2 separate regions of the Homo sapiens genome follow, and region 2 is linked to region 1. Evidence: read pairs that join two places in POLR2A ChIA-PET (ENCODE). Cell type or tissue: HepG2. All regions are shown on one strand. Each heading gives the region's core, and the rest is flanking DNA. Links, peaks and the distances in the headings are about the cores only.

Evidence for each region. Peaks named below come from ENCODE experiments on the same cell type or tissue, not always from the same donor. Only the 100,000 strongest peaks of a DNase experiment are listed, where the experiment ranks them.
Region 2: POLR2A ChIA-PET joins it to region 1 with 8 read pairs; 2 of 35 experiments call an interaction of 5 or more read pairs at or near these places.

The regions. Positions count from the first base shown.
Region 1 is chr5:55,545,041-55,550,426 of GRCh38, forward strand. No RefSeq gene overlaps it. Among named protein-coding and RNA genes, the nearest start is that of PLPP1, 13 kb to the left of the region's middle. In HepG2, for the core only: a CTCF peak has its summit at 2,158; DNase peaks (open chromatin) are centred at 2,151 and 2,941.
Region 2 is chr5:55,740,264-55,745,649 of GRCh38, forward strand. The region is part of intron 2 of DDX4 (DEAD-box helicase 4); the gene reads left to right. Among named protein-coding and RNA genes, the nearest start is that of DDX4, 4.9 kb to the left of the region's middle. In HepG2, for the core only: no CTCF peak of the experiment used is centred there; no DNase peak of the experiment used is centred there.

The sequences.
Region 1 (5,386 bases), core at 271-5,270:
GCCAGGTTGGTCTCAAACTCCTGGCCTCAAGTGATCCGCCCATTATTGGTAAAATGAGAATGACAATAATAGTACCTACCTCATAGGTTTGTTGTGAAGATTAAATGAGCTAATATGTCAAGATCACTCAGCACAATGCCAAGGCATATAGTAGGTGCTCAATAGATGTTGGACATTATTATTCAAAGATTCCTGTCACTTTCGCATGAGAACCAGGTTGATGTCTGTGTCTTATTAACCTTGAGCCTAAGGATAGCGTTCAGAGACCCTGCAAATCCTTTGCAATTGCATATAAATTACATGTTTATATATTTTGCTATGAACTGGCTCTGTAGCCCTTCCCAGATTCTCAAACAGGGTCTCTGACACCATAGTGTGCTCTAGAGCTTTGCTTCCGAAAATGTGCCCTGGACTAGCAGTGTGTGCATTAACGGAGGCTATTATTAAGAGAAATGCAGACTCTCAGATTCCACTCCAAATCTACTGAATCTAAAACTGCATTTTATTTTATTTTTTTATAAGCAGAAAAAAACTTTATTTCTATCAAATTGAAAATTATGAACCTTCCAGCAAGATAATCAAAATAATAATACAATTAACAGGATATCATATACAGATCAGACTAGAGGTTTACATACTTTGAAGCACATACACCAAAATTAAGAGGGCCAGCAACTGTCCCACTGAGGAAAAGCACTCTGACTCATGGCAAACACACAACTTCTGGGAAAATTGAGCTAACATTTCACAGGACAGTACACCAAAGAGACAGGTCGTCATTGGGTTACAGAAATGATCTGAGCTTGAGAAGGATCACAGTAAAATGCCATTGTAACTCAACAATTTTCCCGGAGATCTGCTCATCTCAAAAACAAGAATACAGGGCTGGGCGCAGTGGCTCATGCCTGTAATCCCAGCACTTTGGGAGGCCAAGGTAGGTGGATCATGAGGTTAGGAGATCAAGACCATCCTGGACAACATGGTGAAATCCTGTCTCTACTAAAAATACAAAAGTTAGCCAGGTGTGGTGGCACGCATCTGTAGTCCCAGCTACTCAGCAGGTTGAGGCAGGAGAATCGCTTGAACCCAGGAGGCAGAGGTTGCAGTGAGCTGAGATCGCGTCACTGCACTCCAGCCTGGGTGACAGAGTGAGACTCCATCTCAAAAAAACAAAACAAAACAACAACAACAAAACCCCAATAATATATAATATAAAAATCAGTAGTATAAATTGTCATAAAACTAGAAAAGCCCTCTAAGCCCTAATATCCTTGGAGCTTACATAAAGACTGGGTTTTCATTTTTCTTCTCTTTACTTTTCTTTAAATTAAATATGAAATATTTTGTTATTTAGGACATTTCTGACTTTATAGCCAAAGCTTTAAAATGAAAACAATAATAATTTTATAAAAGGAATTAGACACCTATCAACCCTAGGGGGAATCTTCAAGGTGGTCTGCTCCTTTGAAAAGCTTTAAACAGGAAAGCTTTTATTTAAAGAATGACCCTGTGCGGCTGGGCGCGGTGGCTCATGCTTGTAATCCCAGTACTTTGGGAGGCCGAGGTGGGCGGATCACGAGGTCAAGAGATCGAGATCATCCTGGCTAACACAGTAAAACCCCGTCTCTACTGAAAAAAAAAAATACAAAAAATTAGCTAGGCATGGTGGCGGGCTCCTGTAGTCCCGGCTACTTGGGAGGCTAAGGCAGGAGAATGGCGTGAACCCGGGAGGTGGAGCTTGCAGTGGGCTGAGATCACACCACTGCACTCCAGCCTGGGCGACACAGCGAGACTCCATCTCAAAAAAAAAAAAAAAGAATGACCCTGTGCTTCTGGGAATAACCTAATTATTACCACAGGAAGGGATTTCATATCTATGCCATAAAAGAGCACACATTTCCATATTTAAAGAAGTCTTCATTACCAACTTCTTTTTTTTAAAGACACCAAATAGACCAAGGAGTTACTAAAAATGGAAGGGGATAGTGAGAAAACAAGTCATACTATGAACAGGACTTCACCTTATGAATTGCCTCTCTAGCAAAATCAACTGCAGAAAGGAAAGACATTGTCTGTTAAATGGAAGGTAATAAACGGAATTCTCAGGTGGACACAAATACCTCCTGACATCCTGTAACCCAGCAGAGTACAGATGAGACACGCCCTCTGTAGATACAGTGTGCAACTACCAGTGTGACTCCCTGAGTGCCCATTTCTTGTCTCTGCCTCTAAGCACCAAAAGCAAATATTCCAGGCTGAAGCAAATGTGTTGTTTTATCTGTTAATGAGAATAGGGAGCTCAAATTAGGGAAAGATACAAAAAAAAGGCCCTTTGAATTTCCTGATTAATCCCTATTGATACATAAAAATACGTTTAAATAAACAGGATTATTTCCATTTATAATACAAGGAGGCAAGTTAATTGAGATTATTACACAGGTAATTGATGAAGATTTGATTAGCCAATACATGTAATGTGCCTAACATGGAGTAGACAAATAGTAACTACTGCCTATACCGTAACACATTTGGAAATACGCAGTATTTATTATTTGAGCAAAGACCTCCAGCAGTCTTAAACACTTTGAAAGAAAAGCTAATGTCAAATACTGAACTCAGTTTCCAGTGAACTAAATTTTATAAAAGCACTATTTATGGGTTTGTGCATGCATCTTTCTAAAGTTATCCTGTCTCAACATCTTAAATAGCAGAAAAAAACCATAGCAGCACCTCCCTTTAAGAATCCTTACTCATTCATGGCTATTCTTACCTTTCTCCTTCCCAACCAAAGAGAGGGTCACATCTTGGGTAAAAATGGAGCTCACCTGAGCTTGGCTGCTGGAGAGCAGCAGGGGAGTGATCCCTGGAGATGGACAAGACAGGAAGTGAATCTCCCCTGGTTACTGCCTCAACTGTTGCACAACAAGCAGATGGTGGGCGAAGGTATTCAGAGTCATGTTAATATGTAATGGAATAGAGAGACAATGGTACAAAAGTCAGGAGTTAACTTGTGTTTGATGCTCCATCATCGCTGGTTTACCTACCAGCACTTTGAAAAGGACTAGTTTATCAACAAGACCTTGTTTGGAGTAGGAGTGAGGGAGTGATTTGTTCTGATCTCTGGAAAGAAAAGTGAGCAGGGTCTGGATAGCTCCAAGGAGCTCAAAAGCCTATGTGTGAGCACCATGGCTCAAGGGTAAAGGCCGCTCCAGGGGCACGACCCAGTGGACACCCAAAGGGTAGGTAAGGAACATGAGCTAGCCTCCTTCACAGATTAGCCTGGACGCAAGCCCAGCCTACTTTGACAGTCTTTTATTCCTTTCATAAAGGAGTTCTTAGGCAGGAAGACCAAGACAAGACTCTCCTCTAGCAGCTTCCTTTGCTTAAGCAAACGAAAAAAAAAAAAAAGGAACGTCATAAAAAGGTGAACATCACTTTAGTGAGTCTGCTATTTTCTTTTCTTTTCTTTTAAGAGACAGGGTCTCGCTGTGTCACCCAGGCTGGGGTACAGAGGTGCAATCATAGCTCACTGCAGCCTCGAACTCCTAGGATCAAGCAATCCTCCTGCCTCAGTCTCCTGAGCAACTAGGACCACAAGTGTACACCAGCATGCTTGGCTAATTTTTTATTTTTCTGTAGAGATGGAGTCTTGTGATGTTGCCCAGGCTGGTCTTGAACTTCTGGCCTCTGGCAATCTTCCCATCATGGCCTCCCAAAGCACTGGGACTACAGGCATGGACTAGCTCCACCATGCCTAGACTAGCTCTGTTACTCTTGATGTGAGACCACAAGCAGAATCAAGCAGACTCAAGACCCTTGGTTGCTTGGACACAAGTAGATATTAATAACATCCAGGAACAAGCTCAGTCTTCTGAGTTAGGAAAACCTGGGCTGCAGTCCCAGCTACACTGGTCACCAGCAGCCGAAGCCTGAGCAAGATGCTTCACATCCCTGGGACCCCTGTCTTCTTTTTTATCAGCATGAAATCATGCCTATTTCATAGGATGCTAGAAAGATTGAGATGTTTATAAAGGTCCTAAAACTGCACATTTCACTCAGTAGGCTTTCAATAAACAGTACCTATCTTAAGTCTGTGTTAGTATTGGAGGGTATTAAACACAGCAGCATTTCCAAGGTCTAAGTAAGTAAGAAGCCTGTTAGGATAATGGAAGCAAACTGAATTAAGAGCTGGGTAGAATGACAGAATGCGAGGTCGGGTTAGAATCTTGGAAACCATCTAAACCACCCTCTTTGGTTAAAGGTGAAAGAACAGTTGTGTGGCAGTAGAAGGAAAACCAAGAAAAGATGTCCCTTTAATTTTACTTTTGTCAAAACATTTTCAAGATAATTTTAATTTTTACAAAATCATTTAAGGGAAAAACTAGTGAGTTTGTTGAAGAAAACCAGAAATAGATTTTTTTAAGGCCATTGACCACAAAATAAACATTATGTTTCAAAGACCATGGAAAGATATTTATCTCTATTTGGTCTCACCTAAACCAGCACAGACCCTCAACTGCTAGACAATCTCAGCAAACACACACACTGGAGACTTACTGAGTGACTCAATGTTGGCTAGAATTGTCTATTTAGCTGGAAGGAAAGAGGGAGGGAAGGATAGATAGAGGAGTGAAGTATGGAAGCAGGGATCAGGCCACTTCCTGTACTTCTCCAAAACTCCAAAGGCAATGATCACATTGGAGGGTCAGTTAAACACAGAGGGAAGTGAAGAAAGAAGTTTGGAGATTTTCCTTTTTCCAAAAAAGCACAGACTTTCCTCTTTTGGGTATTCTTTAGAATAACTTTAACTCTCTACGTTTCCTAGTTTGTGGAAATTTTCTCTATGGCAGAAATACTCTAAATCGTGCAATTTTCCTCGTATCAGACTTATTTTTCTCTATAACTGGTTCCCCAGGAGACCTGAGCTTTATCTACATATGATATGCACCCCATCTCCACAAATGGCCATTCAATTGCAACTCTACATTCTAAAGTGCTCAGAGGCAATATAATGTACCGACGATTCATAGATCTGACTGGGCATTTTCATTATATAAACCTACAAACTAAACAATCTCATTATGTTTGAGAGGATGGGGAGGACACTTGTCTATATTTCCACTAAAGTAACCAAAAAATATTCACATGAAGGGACAATGCGAGAGGAGCTGGCAAGTGCTTGGGCAGTACTTAGAAGGAAGACGCATTCATTATCATACTGAGGATTCACTGAGACATCTTCAGAAAGTAAGTAATGTGTTTCAACACCACTGAAGTGTTAAAATAGGCTCCTTTTCTTCTCACCAGTATGAAAAGTTAGACAGGAGTCACTCTCAGGAATAGTAAAGGACACTCACTGGGGACAGTTATGATGCATGAAGAAGGG
Region 2 (5,386 bases), core at 179-5,178, 200 kb after region 1:
GGTTCAAGCAATTCTCCTGCCTCAACCTCCCTCAGCGAGACTACAGGCGCATGCCACCACGCCCAGCTAATTTTTGTATTTTTAGTAGAGATGGGGTTTCCCCATGTTGGCCAGGCTGGTCTTGAACTCCTGATCTCAGGTGATTCACTCACCTGGGCCTTCCAAAATGCTGGATTACAGTCATGAGCCACCGTGCCCAGCCCAAACATGTTTTATATAGTTTTGATGATAGTATATAACAGTAATTTTTTTTTTTTTTTGAGATGGAGTCTCACTCTATTGCCCAGGCTGGAGTGCAGTGGTGCAGTCTCAGCTCACTGCAACCTCTGCCTCCTAGGTTCAAGCGATTTTCCTGCCTCAGCCTCCCAAGTAGCTGGGACTACACGTGTGTGCCACCACGCCCCGCTAATTTTTTTTTTTTTTTTTTTGTATTTTTAGTAGACACAGGGTTTCACTATGTTGGCCAGGCTGGTCTCAAACTCCTGACCTCAGGTGATCCTCCCACTTTGGCCTCCCAAAGTGCTGGGATTACAGGCATGGGCCACCACACCCAGCCATATAACAGTAACTTTTGAATCCATCTTTCTTGACACTTCAGCACTAACTATTCCATATTACAACTTTTGTGGGAATTTCAGTGGTGTTAGCTTCTCACTGTGTATTGTCATTAATGTTTACATCTTACTTGTTTTAATTTGGTAATTTTTTTCAAAAATGGAATTACTTGTTCAGAGGACATTTTTTATCATTCTTTTTCCTCCTTGTTCTCAATAGATTTGTTATAACACAAAGTTTAATTCACAGATAGATACTTTATTCCCCCTGGTCTTAATAGCCATCTGTCCAATTTCTTTTTTCTTAGTTTGAGATTTTTGTCTTCATGAAGTGTTTAAGCAGCACACTGCACTATAGCGTGTTGTGCATATTTATTGCATTGGGTTTCTGAAATTAAGGATGACTGTCAAATCTTTCAAATTTCCCTTTTTGGGATCTTTATGCTATTCAATAACATAGTTTCTTCACATTGGGAATACTAAATTGAATATGTTGACCAGTCTACCTTATGATGCTTAATACATTTGTGTTGGGTGAATTTGTAGTGTATCTTTTGCATTTGTCTGCAAACTTAACACCTGGTGTTGTGCTGGTTGTGCCATTAGTTCTATGCTTAGTTGACTCGAAGGAACATGGTGCAATCAGGATCTTTATTTGCCTTCCTAGGTTGAATAAAAAGTGCAGGATGGCCAGGTGCGGTGGTTCATGCCTGTAATCCCAGCACTTTGGGAGGCTGAGACAGCCAGATCACTTGAGGCCAGGAGTTCGAGACCAGCCTGGCCAACATAGCAAAACCCCTTCTCTACTAAAAATACAAAAAATTAGCTGGGAGTGGTGGCACACGCCAGTAGCCTCAGCTACTTGGGAGGCTGAGGCAGGAGAATCTCTTGAAATTGGGAGGTGGAGACTGCAGTGAGCCAAGTCCGGGCAGCTGCACTCCAGCCTGGGCAATGGAGCAAGACTCTGTCTGAAAAAAAAAAAAAGTGCAGAAACTAGAGATGAATACATTACATTTTTATGTAGAACAAATCTAAAGTCTTTCATTCCGTTTCTTTTAAAGACACCATTTTGATTTGTTCTAACTGAATTTGGTTTTCAAGAAAAAGCTGGCCTTCTCTTTTATAGCGGCTTTATCTGTGATCATCCTTTTCTGAGTGCTTCTCAGGAGCTTTATTTGGAGACTTAATGTTGACATACGCTTATATAATTTTGAAATAATTTGTCATTGTTCTAGTATAACAGATAGAATTTTGGGTAGAACTTCTCAATTCTAAATTTTAAAGTGAGTGTACCACCTGGGAATAGAACAGCGAAAGATGTGAAGTTAAGAAAGATTTTATAATGTGGCAATTATATAGTCCAGAAATCTCAACCATTAGGCATTTGCACGTTGCCTGCAGGCTTATTGGGGTGAGTGTTAGAATGGATGGGTATGGTGAGTGTATTAGATAATTCCGTTGCTTACTTACTAGCTGTGAGGCCTCTTGTTAACTGACCGTGAATGTAAGCCTGTATAGTGATCACTTCTGTCTGATCTATTTGCCATTTTTGTGGCACATTTCAGAAGGCAAAATCTCTTGTGGTTAAAGTGGAAACAGTAATTGAGTAATTAGACCATCCACAATTATAATTTTATTAAGCAGCAGTAGCAATGTTAGCAATAATTGTTGAGATAAGAAAATAAACATATATATGATATTACAAAATTGAAAGTAAGAATACAGGTGAAAAAAATGTGTTCATCAAAATGCAAAAGGATTATTTGTAGCTGCATGTGAGAACACTTATGTGTTAAACATTCGAAATTTCTGAATTGGTGCATTTGGGTGGTTTGAGAGATAATAATGGTTTACAGCTAAGTATTTTAAGAGGTAAGCTAAAGACAAGACCTATGATTCATTCAACATATTTTTGAGTTCTAGTAGGTGCTGGAGAGAGAGTGGTGAATATAAGGTGCTTGCTGTTACATTGTATTTTACTGGAGAAGACAGAATAAGCGCGTTTGAGAACCAAATAATTATAGTGAAAAGTACTATAAAAAATTAGAGAAATGTGTGTGTGAGACTGGTGTGGGGTGGATTTAGTTGGAGAGGGAAGGCTTCTCTCAGACAGTGACTCATGAGCCTGAGACTTAAAGGAGTCCCAGCAGGACATCAGGTGCAAAGGTTCTCAAGGAACCTTTGAGAAGGAGGAGGGAACAAACTTGGGGTATTAGGGCAACAAGAAGGCCAATGTGTTAGTTTTCTGTGGCTGCTATAACAAATTAACACAAACTGGGTAACTTAAAGCAACATAAATTTATTCTCATAGTTCTGGAAGCCTGAAGTTAAAAATCAAGGTGTCAGCAGCGCTGCCCTCCCTCTGGAGGTTCTGGGACAGAATCTTTGCTTCTTCTAGCTTCTAGTGGCTAAGGGCATTCCTCGGCTTGTGGCTGCATATCTCTTAGCTCTGTCTTCACATTGCACCTCCTTTGTGGGTCTTTGTGTTATTTCCCTCTGCCTCTCTATTATAAGGACACTTGTGATGGCAATTAGGACTCATGCCGATAATCCAGGGTAATCTCATCTCAAAATCTTTAACTTAATTTCATCTGCTGTGACCCCTTTTCTCTCTCTTTCTTTTCTTTTTTGAGACAGAGACTTGTTCTGTCACCTAGGCTGGAGTGCAGTGGCGCAATCTCGGCTCCCTTCAAGCTCCACCTCCTGGGTTCAGGCGATTCTCCTGCCTCAGTCTCCTGAGTAGCTGGGATTACAGGTGCCCGCCACCATGCCTGGCTAATTTTTGTATTTTTAGTAGAGATGGGGTTACACCATGTTGGACAGGCTGGTCTTGAACTCCTGACCTCAGGTGATCTGGCTGCCTCGGCTTCCCAAAGTTCTGGAATTACAGGCGTGAGCCACCGCGCCCAACCAGTTAAGCTTTTTTAATGATAAAATTCTGTTGGAAATTATTTTTGATGTATTTTTTCAAAATTCATCTTGGAATTTGTAAGTTGGATGTATGTGGGATATTAAGTTCCATAGCTTGAAGCTTAATAATAAGTTTTTCAGTTCTTTAGTGTAAGAGTGTTTTATAACACTTGTAAAACCAGCCTTTTTTTTTTTTTTTTTGCCTCTATTCACTCTATAGTACTTTGAGCCTTACAAACAAGAAAAAAGTCTTCAGATTTTAAATAGAAAATATTGGATAATTGTTCTTGTTTTAATGTCTGTGGTAGTAATAAACTGGAACTTTTTTTTACTGTAGCAATTACCAAAACCCCAAGTCATTTCAAGTATGTTGTTATTTTTGTGCCCTTAATGATGACTCGGAAAAATGTTTGGATGACTCTTGAGCTTTTTAAAAGTAGTTTTAAAAGTCAGTGTCTTTGAGAAAGAAATTTTAGCAAATAGATGTTACCTAAAGAAGCCTACCTTGGTGCATTCTCTCTAGGTTTGGGACTTAGTTAAATGAACTTATTTGAAGGAACATTGTAACTGTTGTAATATAGTTAGTTGATTAAGAGATCATCTGTAGATTTCCTTTCATTCTTAAATTATTAAATTCTGATTGTCATGTGCAAGAATTTCAGAGCCGTATTCTGAACTTTTGCCATAATTAAAGGAAGTTTACGTGAGAAGAAATAAAGATGTGGATTAATGATGATAAGGACACCCTAAGAGTTAGTGAGAAAAAAATTACTCAAATTGTCATTAATCTAGAGCTATCCAGAGAAATGTTGGAAGGTTCCAAAATTAACCTGCATTCAGCTATTGATTTTATAATAAGTTGAATTTTCTAAATCTGGCAGTCATTCTACCACTGCTAATGTAATGCATGTGTGTTAATAGTAAATGATTTTCTTTAGCCTAAAGTAGGGAAAGTGAACAGTTAGTATTTGGGAGCAAAGACAGTCTTCAGCTACTGCTGTGACAAATGTGATTAAAATTAACCATGAATATTCTGATGCTACAGCTGAGGATATACCTTTTCATTGTAGTTGTAGTGCAGTGGCAGGTTGCATATATAAATTGTTTCCAGTCCATAAGTGAATTTACTTTACAGTGAATCCTTTTTTTTCTTTTTTTTTGAGATGGTGTGAGACAGTGTTTTGCTCTTGTTGCCCAGGCTGGAGTGCAGTGGCACGATCTCGGCTCACCACAACCTCTGCCTCCTGGGTTCAAGCGATTCTTCTGCCTTAGGCTCCTGAGTAGCTGGGATTACAGGCGCCCATCACCATGCCAGGCTAATTTTGTATTTTTAGTAGAGATGGGGTTTCTCCATGTTGGTCAGGCTGGTCTTGAACTGCTGACCTCAGGTGATCTGCCCACCTTGGCCTCCCCAAAGTGCTTGGATTACAGGTGTGAGCCACTGAGCCCGGCCAGTGAATTCCTTTTTAAAACATGAGAGTACCATTAATTGGTTTCACTATAAATGCAGTAGAGATTTTAAAAATTTCTGTAGTACTTTTCTAGAGCAAAGATTAGTGTTAAATCACTAATACTCTGTAATATTGATGAATATACTGTAATATATGGAACTTGGCATACAATAGTGTGTATTGACCAGTGTTGATTTATTCATGTATTACTTGTCAGATTTTATAATGATATTTTATTATATTTTCTTTTCTATTTTTATTTTTTGAGACGGTCTTATTCTGTTACCCAGGCTGGAGTGAGTGGTGTGATCTCAGCTCACTTCAACTTCTGCCTCCCAGGCGAAGTGAACCTCCCATCTCAGCCTCCCGAGTAGCTGGGACTACAGGCTCATGCCACCACACCTAGCTAACTTTTTGTATTTTTAGTAAAGCTAGGGTTTCACCATGTTGCCCCGGCTGGTCTTGAACTCC